Regions from separate parts of the Homo sapiens genome. Here region 1 is linked to region 2. A link is a loop called in an ENCODE intact Hi-C map of the cell type or tissue named here. Cell type or tissue: PC-9. All regions are shown on one strand. Links, peaks and the distances in the headings refer to the core of each region. The heading gives the core; the rest is flanking DNA. Region 1 has its middle 12 kb from the start of NCEH1. Region 2 overlaps NCEH1 (neutral cholesterol ester hydrolase 1).

The links. Hi-C counts contacts between places; a loop is a spot of excess contacts. Peaks named below come from ENCODE experiments on the same cell type or tissue, not always from the same donor. Only the 100,000 strongest peaks of a DNase experiment are listed, where the experiment ranks them.
Region 1: a loop joins it to region 2, with 10 times the contacts of the local background. A loop is called at or near these places in 1 of 110 quality-filtered maps.

The regions. Positions count from the first base shown.
Region 1 is chr3:172,720,929-172,725,328 of GRCh38, forward strand. No RefSeq gene overlaps it. Among named protein-coding and RNA genes, the nearest start is that of NCEH1, 12 kb to the left of the region's middle. In PC-9, for the core only: no CTCF peak of the experiment used is centred there; a DNase peak (open chromatin) is centred at 1,903; H3K4me3 peaks cover 1,103 bases; H3K27ac peaks cover 3,202 bases.
Region 2 is chr3:172,635,845-172,640,237 of GRCh38, forward strand. It overlaps NCEH1 (neutral cholesterol ester hydrolase 1), which reads right to left. Exons shown (of 5, transcript NM_020792.6): 4 at 72-243. Among named protein-coding and RNA genes, the nearest start is that of LINC02068, 42 kb to the left of the region's middle. In PC-9, for the core only: no CTCF peak of the experiment used is centred there; a DNase peak (open chromatin) is centred at 2,317; H3K27ac peaks cover 392 bases.

The DNA.
Region 1 (4,400 bases), core at 129-4,128, 85 kb after region 2:
TCTCCAATACTACCTTGTTGTCAGTGTAAACAAGGGTGTAGCCCGAAAGCACTGAGACCACTGACCACCACTAGCCTTCCTATCAAAAAATCCCTAACCCAGTAACCCGTGAATGGTCCAAATGCATTCCATCGGTAGCAGCAACTGCTTCGCTAACAGAAGAAAGTGGAAAAATAACCTTTAGAGGAAACCTCATTGTGAGCACACCTCACCAGTCCAGGGCTATCCTAAGAAAAAAAAGCAAAAAGGTAGCTTACTAACTAAAAAATCTTAAAGTATGGGGCTATTCTGTTAGAAAAAGGTGATTTAATATTAACCACTGAAAATTCCCTTAACCCAGCAGGTTTCTTAATGAGGGATTTAAATCTTAATTACCATACAAAGGTCTGAGCAGACCTAGGAGGAACTCCCTTCAGGACAGGAGGATAGATGGCTCCTCCTGGGTGATTGAGGGGATAAAACCACAGCAGGTATTCAGTAATTGATAGGGAGACTCTTGTAGAAACAGAGTTAGAAAAATCGCCTAATAATTGGTCTGCTCAAATGTGCGAGCTGTTTGCAGTCAGCCAAGCCTTGAAGTACTTACAGAATAAAAAAAACTCTATCTTAATCCTGACACAAAAGGTTACCTACACCCTCTCTGAAACAAATTTTCATAAGAATTGTTTATGGGAGTGCATCTTGAAGGAGCAGCTGGGTTGTTATGAAATACTCAGGAACCCAGCCCAGCTCTAGAACTCGCCCCTGAGCTCAAAGGCAATGTTGGGCATGCTGGTAAAGGACCACTAGAATCCAGCAGCGTAGACTCCTTTCTTTGTGGTCAAGAAAGGTGGGAAAACAGATGCAGGACCAGTACATTGGTCAGTGTAACGAGTCCGATAAACAGAAGTCCATGGGTGGTTATGCACCCTGGAAAGGAATAAGCATTAGGACCATAGACGACACTCTAGGACTAATGCTTATCAGAAAATGACTAGGGGTGCTGGCATCCCTATGTTCTTTTTTCAGATGGGAAATGTTCCCCCACAAGGCAAAAACGCCCCTAAGATGTATTCTGGAGAATTTGGCCTAGTCAGAGTGTATGCAACTTTTTACCTCTCAGATTTGAAACAAATTAAAATAGACCTAGGTAAATTCTCAGATAACCCTGATGGCTGTATTGATGTTTTACAAGGGTTAGGACAATCCTTTGATCTGACATGGAGAGATATAATGTTACTGCTAGATCAGACACTAACCCCAAATGAGAGAAGTACCGTCATAACTGCAGCCCGAGAGTTTGGTGATCTCTGGTATCTCAGTCAGGTCAATGATAGGATGACAACAGAGGAAAGAGAACAATTCCCCACAGGCCAGCAGGCAGTTCCTAGGCTAGACCCTCACTGGGATGCAGAATCAGAACACGGAGATTGGTGCCACAGACATTTGCTAACTTGTGTGCTAGAAGGACTAAGGAAAACTAGGCAGAAGCCTATAAATTATTCAATGATGTCCACTATAACACAAGGAAAGAAGAAAATCCTACTGCCTTTCTGGAGAGACTAAGGGAGTCATTGAGGAAACATATCTCTCTGTCACATGACTCTATTGAAGGCCAACTAATCTTACAGGATAAATTTATCACTCAGTCAGCTGCAGATACTAGAAAAAACTTCAAAAGTCCACCTTAGGCCTGGAGCAAAACTTAGAAACCCTATTGAACTTGGCAACCTTGGTTTTTTATAATAGAGATCAGGAGGAGCAGGTGGAACAGGACAAACAGGATTAAAAAAAAAAGGGGGCCACCACTTTAGTCATGGCCCTCAGGCAAGCGGACTTTGGAGGCTCTGGGAAAGGGAAAGGCTGGGCAAATCGAATGCCTAATAGGGCTTGCTTCCAGTGTGGTCTATAAGGACACTTTAAAAAAGATTGTCCGAATAGAAATAAGCCGCCCCCTTGTCCATGCCCCTTATGTCAAGGGAATCACTGGAAGTCCCACTGCCCCAGGGGACGAAGGTCCTCTGAGTCAGAAGCCACTAACCAGACGATCCAGCAGCAGGACTGAGGGTGCCCGGGGCAAGCGCCAGCCCATGCCCTCACCCTCAGAGAGCCCCAGGTATGCTTGACCATTGAGGGCCAGGAAGTTAACTGTCTCCTGGACACTGGCGCAGCCTTCTCAGTCTTACTCTCCTGTCTCGGACAACTGTCTTCCAGATCTGTCACTATCTAAGGGGTCCTAGGACAGGCAGTCACTAGATACCTCTCCCAACCACTAAGTTGTGACTGGGGAACTTTACTCTTTTCACATGCCTTTCTAATTATGCCTGAAAGCCCCACTCCTTTGTTAGGGAGAGATATCCTGGCAAAAGCAGGGGCCATTATACACTAGAATTAGGAGAAGGAAAAAGGATAAATATATATACAGACTCTAAGTATACTTACCTAGTCCTCCATGCCCACACAGCAATATGGAGAGAAAGGGAATTCCTAACTTCTGAGGGAACACCTATCAAACATCAGGAAGCCATTAGGCCCCAAAATTCTCCTTGCCTCTGAATCTACTTCCTCCGATCCCTGCCTAAAGATAATTTTATGGGGAAGAGGATTAGTTTGTGTCTTTCGGGTGACACTCAGGTGCCTTTGTGGGTGCCCACCAAACATCTGAAGATCTATCATGAACCATGGCATCTAGTGGACCCACCTGTACAGTGTGAATTGAAGGTTTGAAAAGCCTCGATTTGCTTTCCCTGTGCCTTTTGTTAGAAGGGGCCTGTTTCTCATTATCAGTGGCCTCTCGGCTACAGCCACAAAAGTTTTTGCTTCTGTTTCAGTAGATTTACTAATGTGGGGGTGGGGGTATGCTTGTGTTTTTGCAGGAGATGAACAAACCGTGTGGATGCCCTCAAGATGTGTACAACTATAGAACAGGAGATGGGTACGACCATAGAACAGGAGATGGGAGGGTCCAACCATGGACCGGGTTCCGCCAGTATGAGCCATGAGCCAGTTGAATCTGAATGCAAAGAACAAGGACCGACTGGAGTCACAATGCTTAACGGACCAATGCTTTCTGACTCAGCTCCTCTCTACCCTGAATAAAGAGACCCTAATAGTTAGGCAGGAGTATCATCACCCCTGTTCAGCATGAAGAAGTTACAGAAGATGGACGTTCATCCTTCTGCAACCCCTAGGATTAAGGGTCCTCTTGTAAAAGGGAAAGGGGAGGTATGTGGGAAGCATTCAAACCAGAGTGACTCCAGTTTGAAAAAGGGCTAAGAAAAATGAAGCTGGATCACCAACTGGCAATTAAGGAGTGCACAGCCTACAATTGCCTTGCTCAGTTAAAAAAGGCCACCTTTTATGCTAGTAATAATGATAGCAATAGTGATACCTTCTCTTTTACAAAGAAGAGAAGGGGGACATGTTGGGAAAAAGCTGAGTATTGGGAAGAAAGCTGAGGCAGTGCTTGCATGTCTGACATAATGTCCTCTGGAATGTGTCTAGACTTGCTGGCTTCTTGCTTCTAGCCCTCCTAGGCTCCTAAATAGATTGTATTCCCATCATCTCAAGTACCAGAACATGTTCCTTATAAATGCTAAACCATCACAGCTATAGATCAGGCACCTGCCCTTTTGACCGCCACATTCTCACCACCTGTTTCTTTGTTGGATTACCAATAAATAGTGTGGGCTCCCAGAGCTTGGGGCCTTTGCAGCCTCCCCAATCGCGATGGCCCCTGGTTCCACTTTACTTCTCAAACTGTCTTTTTCTCAACCCTTTGACTCTGCCAGACTTCGTCACCCCCACGACCTGGTGTTGGGTCTGATCACCCCAACGACCTATATTTTGTGCTACCCTCTTATCTCATTCTGTGACTAAGAATGCCTAACCTCCTGGGAAGGCAGCCCAGTAGGTCTGAGCCTTATTTTTCTCAGTCCTTATTCAAGATGGAGTTGCTCTGGTTCGAATGCCTCTGACACTTAGAGCTTTGTTGTTGAAAACTGAATTATATACTGTACTTTTTCTTTTCTCTTATTGAAAAATCATCCTACTTTGTTGATTATTTTCTGTAACGTCTTGAGGTAATTTAAAATTCCACCTGTCTCCATCAGAGAGACAGGGACTCTTGTCCTTTTTATTCACTGCTATACCATGGGTGTCTAGAATATTGCCTGCACATGGTAGGTGCTTAAATAATATTTTGAATAAGTTAATACTATGAAGCATTGGTAAATTCACTCAATTTTAATGAATGAATTAAATATCTTCAAATTTAATGACAATTGTCTTTATTCAGATTTCTGAACAATATATTCAGAGAAATAACTTTAGAGAAAAAGACAAGTGAAGAAAAAGAATAAGAAGAAAAGCAATGGATAAACAGGAAAAGAGAATAAAAAGGAAAAATTTTAAACTCCTAT
Region 2 (4,393 bases), core at 1-4,000:
AGGGTGTGTTGGTCTGCTAGACCTTGTCATGCACCGCTTAACCCACCAGCACCTTAGGACAGTGGTGTTACCTGTTGTCCAAGGGCAGCAGCCAGATTTCCACCAGCACTGTCACCAGAAATGCAAATTCTGCCTGGATCAACCATATACTTCTGTAAGACTTCTGGCTTCAGGAAATACTTTGTGGCCCGTACAACATCATGAATTTGCTCAGGAAAATAAACCTTTGGAACTAGCCTGTATCTGTAAAAACAAAAGTTGTATTCATTTAAGGCCTTCTCCAATTTTGGGGGACATTTAAAGTTTAGATGGAAACTGGTTCTTTTAAATCTGGAAATAGATAAGAAATTAATTCAATGGAATTATTGTATGAAAAAGAAAAAATAATAAAATATAAAAATAAACCATTTTCTTGCAAATCAAATACTTAGTTTAAAATGTGATGATTTTGTATTAGTAATAGTACTATTTTTCTTTAAACTATCAGCCACCAAACCAAACCTACTTACCACCAAGAACAACCAAAATAAAACTAACAAGTAAAAGGCGAATGTTCATTACAAAGACATGGATAGCACCGTAATAGATTTTAGAATTTTATTTCTGGAAGTCAGCATTCCATTCATAATGCCTCTGGGTTACGAGGTGACTTGGCAGGATTAACCACTTCATTGATCTCACATTTAATGAGTCCATCATTTACTTCATATAATAAAACTGTACTTCACTGGAGAGGTCCATATTAGCCTGACATTAAACCCAAGAAATGCATTCAATACCTGGAAGACTGTAACTAAAAGGCCGGTTGTTAACTCACAAAAGGGAAGCTAAGTTTTCCAGACGGCCTAGAGCAGGCCCTCGGGGATACTTCTGGGGCTTCTCCAACTGGCCCCACTTCGCAAGATCAGAGTCCTTTGGAATCCTACTCTGTACACCTAGTAGAATTCATATCCCCTTAAGATTCCCAGAAAGCTCTGGTTTTGTCAAATGCCTCACCCATAGTGTTATCTTACACATCTACATTGGCAATCTTGGTTTAGAGTTCCCTCTCACTCTCTACTCCCCTCTTTTGCTTATTAATTCTCACTCATCCTTTAAGCCTTAACTGGAGGGTTTGGCCTCCTCTGGGCAGCCTTCCTTGGTCATATCTCCACTTGCTTTTGGGCTTGAACTGGCTACCATTCCTTGATATTTCTATGTGCCAGGGTACGTCACTCACTGTTCTTATTGGCTCATATGAAAATTATCATATGTTTTTCCTAAAGATTGTGTTCTCTGATATCAGGAACTGTGTTTTATTCATAACTGTGCTTCCAGTATCTGCCAATGTGAGGGGCACATAATCATCCATCCAATAAATCTTTTTTGAGTATTAACATACCTTCATTTTGCAAACGAAGAAACTAAGGCATACAAAAGTTACTTGATTTGCAAAAACTCAAAAACAGACCAAAATTAGGTAGGATAAAAACTAATTACCTAATTAAAAATTAATAACAGCCAATGAAGACTCAAGACTTTTGATTTCCATCTTATAATTAGCATACTTATTTTCACAAACTAATTTTTTCTAAGCTACTCTAAATAAAGACATTTATTTTCCACAGTCTAAAATCCAGCTAGTTGGGCTGAGAGCGGTGGCTCACACCTGTAATCCCAGCACTTTGGGAGGCTGAGGCAGGTGGATCACTTGAGATCAGGAATTCAAGACCAGCCTGGCCAACATGGTGAAACCCCATCTCTACTAAAAATACAAAAAAAGGGCCAGGTGCGGTGGCTTAGGTCTGTAATCCCAGCACTTTGGGAGGCAGAGGCAGTCAGATCACCTGAGGTCAGGAGTTCGAGACCAGCCTGACCAACATGGTGAAAACCCGTTTCTACTAAAAATACAAAAATTAGCCAGGCACGGTCGTGGGCGCCTGTAATCCCAACTACTCAGGAGGCTGAGGCAGGAAAATCACTTGAACCCAGGAGGCGGAGGTTGCAGTGAGCCGAGATGGTGCCACTGCACTCCAGCCTGGGTGACAGAGCAAGACTCCATCTCAAAAAAAAAATAGCCGGGCATGGTGGTATGCACCTGTAATCCCAGCTAGTTGGGAGGCTGAGGCCTGAGAATCACTTGAACCCAGGAAGTGGAAGTTGCAGTGAGCTGAGATCGAAAGAACAAGACCTGGGCGAAAGAGCAAGACCCTGTCTCAAAATAAAATCCTGCTAGGTAATTAAACATCTTGACATTCATTGTAGATAAAATCAAATGGACAAATGTTTGTGAAATACGTTGACAAGTAGTGAATGTGGATCTGGTCATTCCGGAATTACCACATTTTGAAACTAAATGCAATAAAAAAACTCCCTTAGTGGAGGCGGAGCTTGCAGTGAGCTGAGATCGCGCCACTGCACTCCAGCCTGGGCGACAGAACGAGACTCTGTCCAAAAAAAAAAAAAAAAAAAAAAAAAAAAAAATCCCTTAGCGTTTGCCATATAGCAGATAAAATAAATTTTCTAATTTCTTATTTTTCCATCTGGGGTGGTCAATTAATCATGCAAAATGCTTTTTTTTTCCAGTTGATTTTTCACTATGTATGAAAGCTGCTGCTATATAATCTATATAATTCCATTTGAGCAAAAAAGTAGAATTACGCAGTTTTGTCCACTAGATGACATCATTTCATATGAGTCTATTTACCCCTAGTTCTTGGGGTGGGGGGTGGGTCTCAATTTTTAATCTTCAGTATTACCAAGCTGAACTTTTAATTTTAATAAAAACAAATGTACTTCATGACTCAAGTTGTGAAAACAAAGGTTATTTCATTTCAGCAATATCCCACATATCACAATAAACTGTTTTCCTGGTTGCCCAGATGGTCAGAACATATCCACTAGCATCCATATGTCAAATAAGTTGAGTTTTTAGATGTTATTTCAGAAAAGGTCTGAGAGACTTTGATCAAAGGCAATTGGTAACCTAAAAAAAACATGCTACTGCTCAATCTTCTCAATTAATAATTGGCTTATATAATAGGATAAACATGCTTAAAAACAAACAGGTTATGATGCAAGAGTGTTCCTGGTGCCATAAAGATCCATGGCCTAACCCCTCCCCTCATCTGTTTTCATGCTGGAAACATTCTTCAGTTTTACTCAATAAAAATGGACACTTTTGGCCAGGCACGGTGGCTCACCAGCACCAGGCATGGTGTAATTCCAGCACCTGGGGAGGCCAAGGTGCGCGGATCACGAGGTCAGGAGATCGAGACCATCCTGGCCAACATGGTGAAACCCCATCTCTCCTAAAAATACAAAAATTGCTGGGTGTGGTGGCATGTGCTTGTAATCCCAGCTACTCGGGAGGCTGAGGCAGGAGAATCGCTTGAACCAGGGAGTTGGAGGTTGCAGTGAGCCGAGATCACGCCACTGCACTCCAGACTGGTGACAGAGTGAGGCTCCGTCTCAAAAAAAAAAAAAAAAAATGGAGACTTTGTAGACTGAAGAATATCCTGAAAGTAGATATTTATTAGGTTACCTGGCATAAGATGAACTTTCAAAGTAGCTTGAAATTCACCTAAGAAGTATATCAAAATTTTGTAATATCTAGACACAGAAAGCCAAGAATCAGGAGGAAATTCATGGGTGGTACAGCCAAATAAAGCATACATAAATATATCTGCTCTCTGCTGCTGGTGCTCAAAGCTATGTCCCTGCAAAGTAGTGAAAGAGGGTTCTGACATTCAATATTTAAAAACTGCAGATCTTAAAGCACCTGATACGTAAATATCAAAGATGTTATATCATATTAATATTATGGATGCATATATATTCCTCAATTTGCCCAACTCACTTCAGGGAGAGGATGACTCTGCAATGACAAGTGGATTACCTAGCTTTATCACTGCATGTAACTCCCATCAGAAGAACAAAATTTGGTGTAAATTCAGGCATGAGGTTTAATCAAATTAATGTGTACAGTCTATCAAAATGACCATATTCCTGCTGGGTGAGGTACCTTGCCAAATGTTCTACAGACGTATGTCACTCAAATCTCAAGCAAACTTCTGGGTTTAAGGATGAGAATGTGAGGTTGAAGGAAAATGTGTAACTTGTCTGTAACAGCTAGAAGTGGCAGAACTGGGATCTGAACTCACAACTGACTTCAAACCTATGCCCCCAAGCCCCGAATGACACCAATGTGCTAAGAGGGTTGAAATGCGCAATTCTTCCTCAAAATAACCTAACCTGGAAGCCATATGCACAACCTTCTGCTGTGGAAGGGACGCCAAGTTCTCTTCATATAGTACTACTTAGGTGAAAGATACATGCGGCATTCTGGAATAAAATTATACTCCTATCAGATTCAGCAGGAGAGAGGATAAGCCTCACTCCTTTTCCAGCTTTT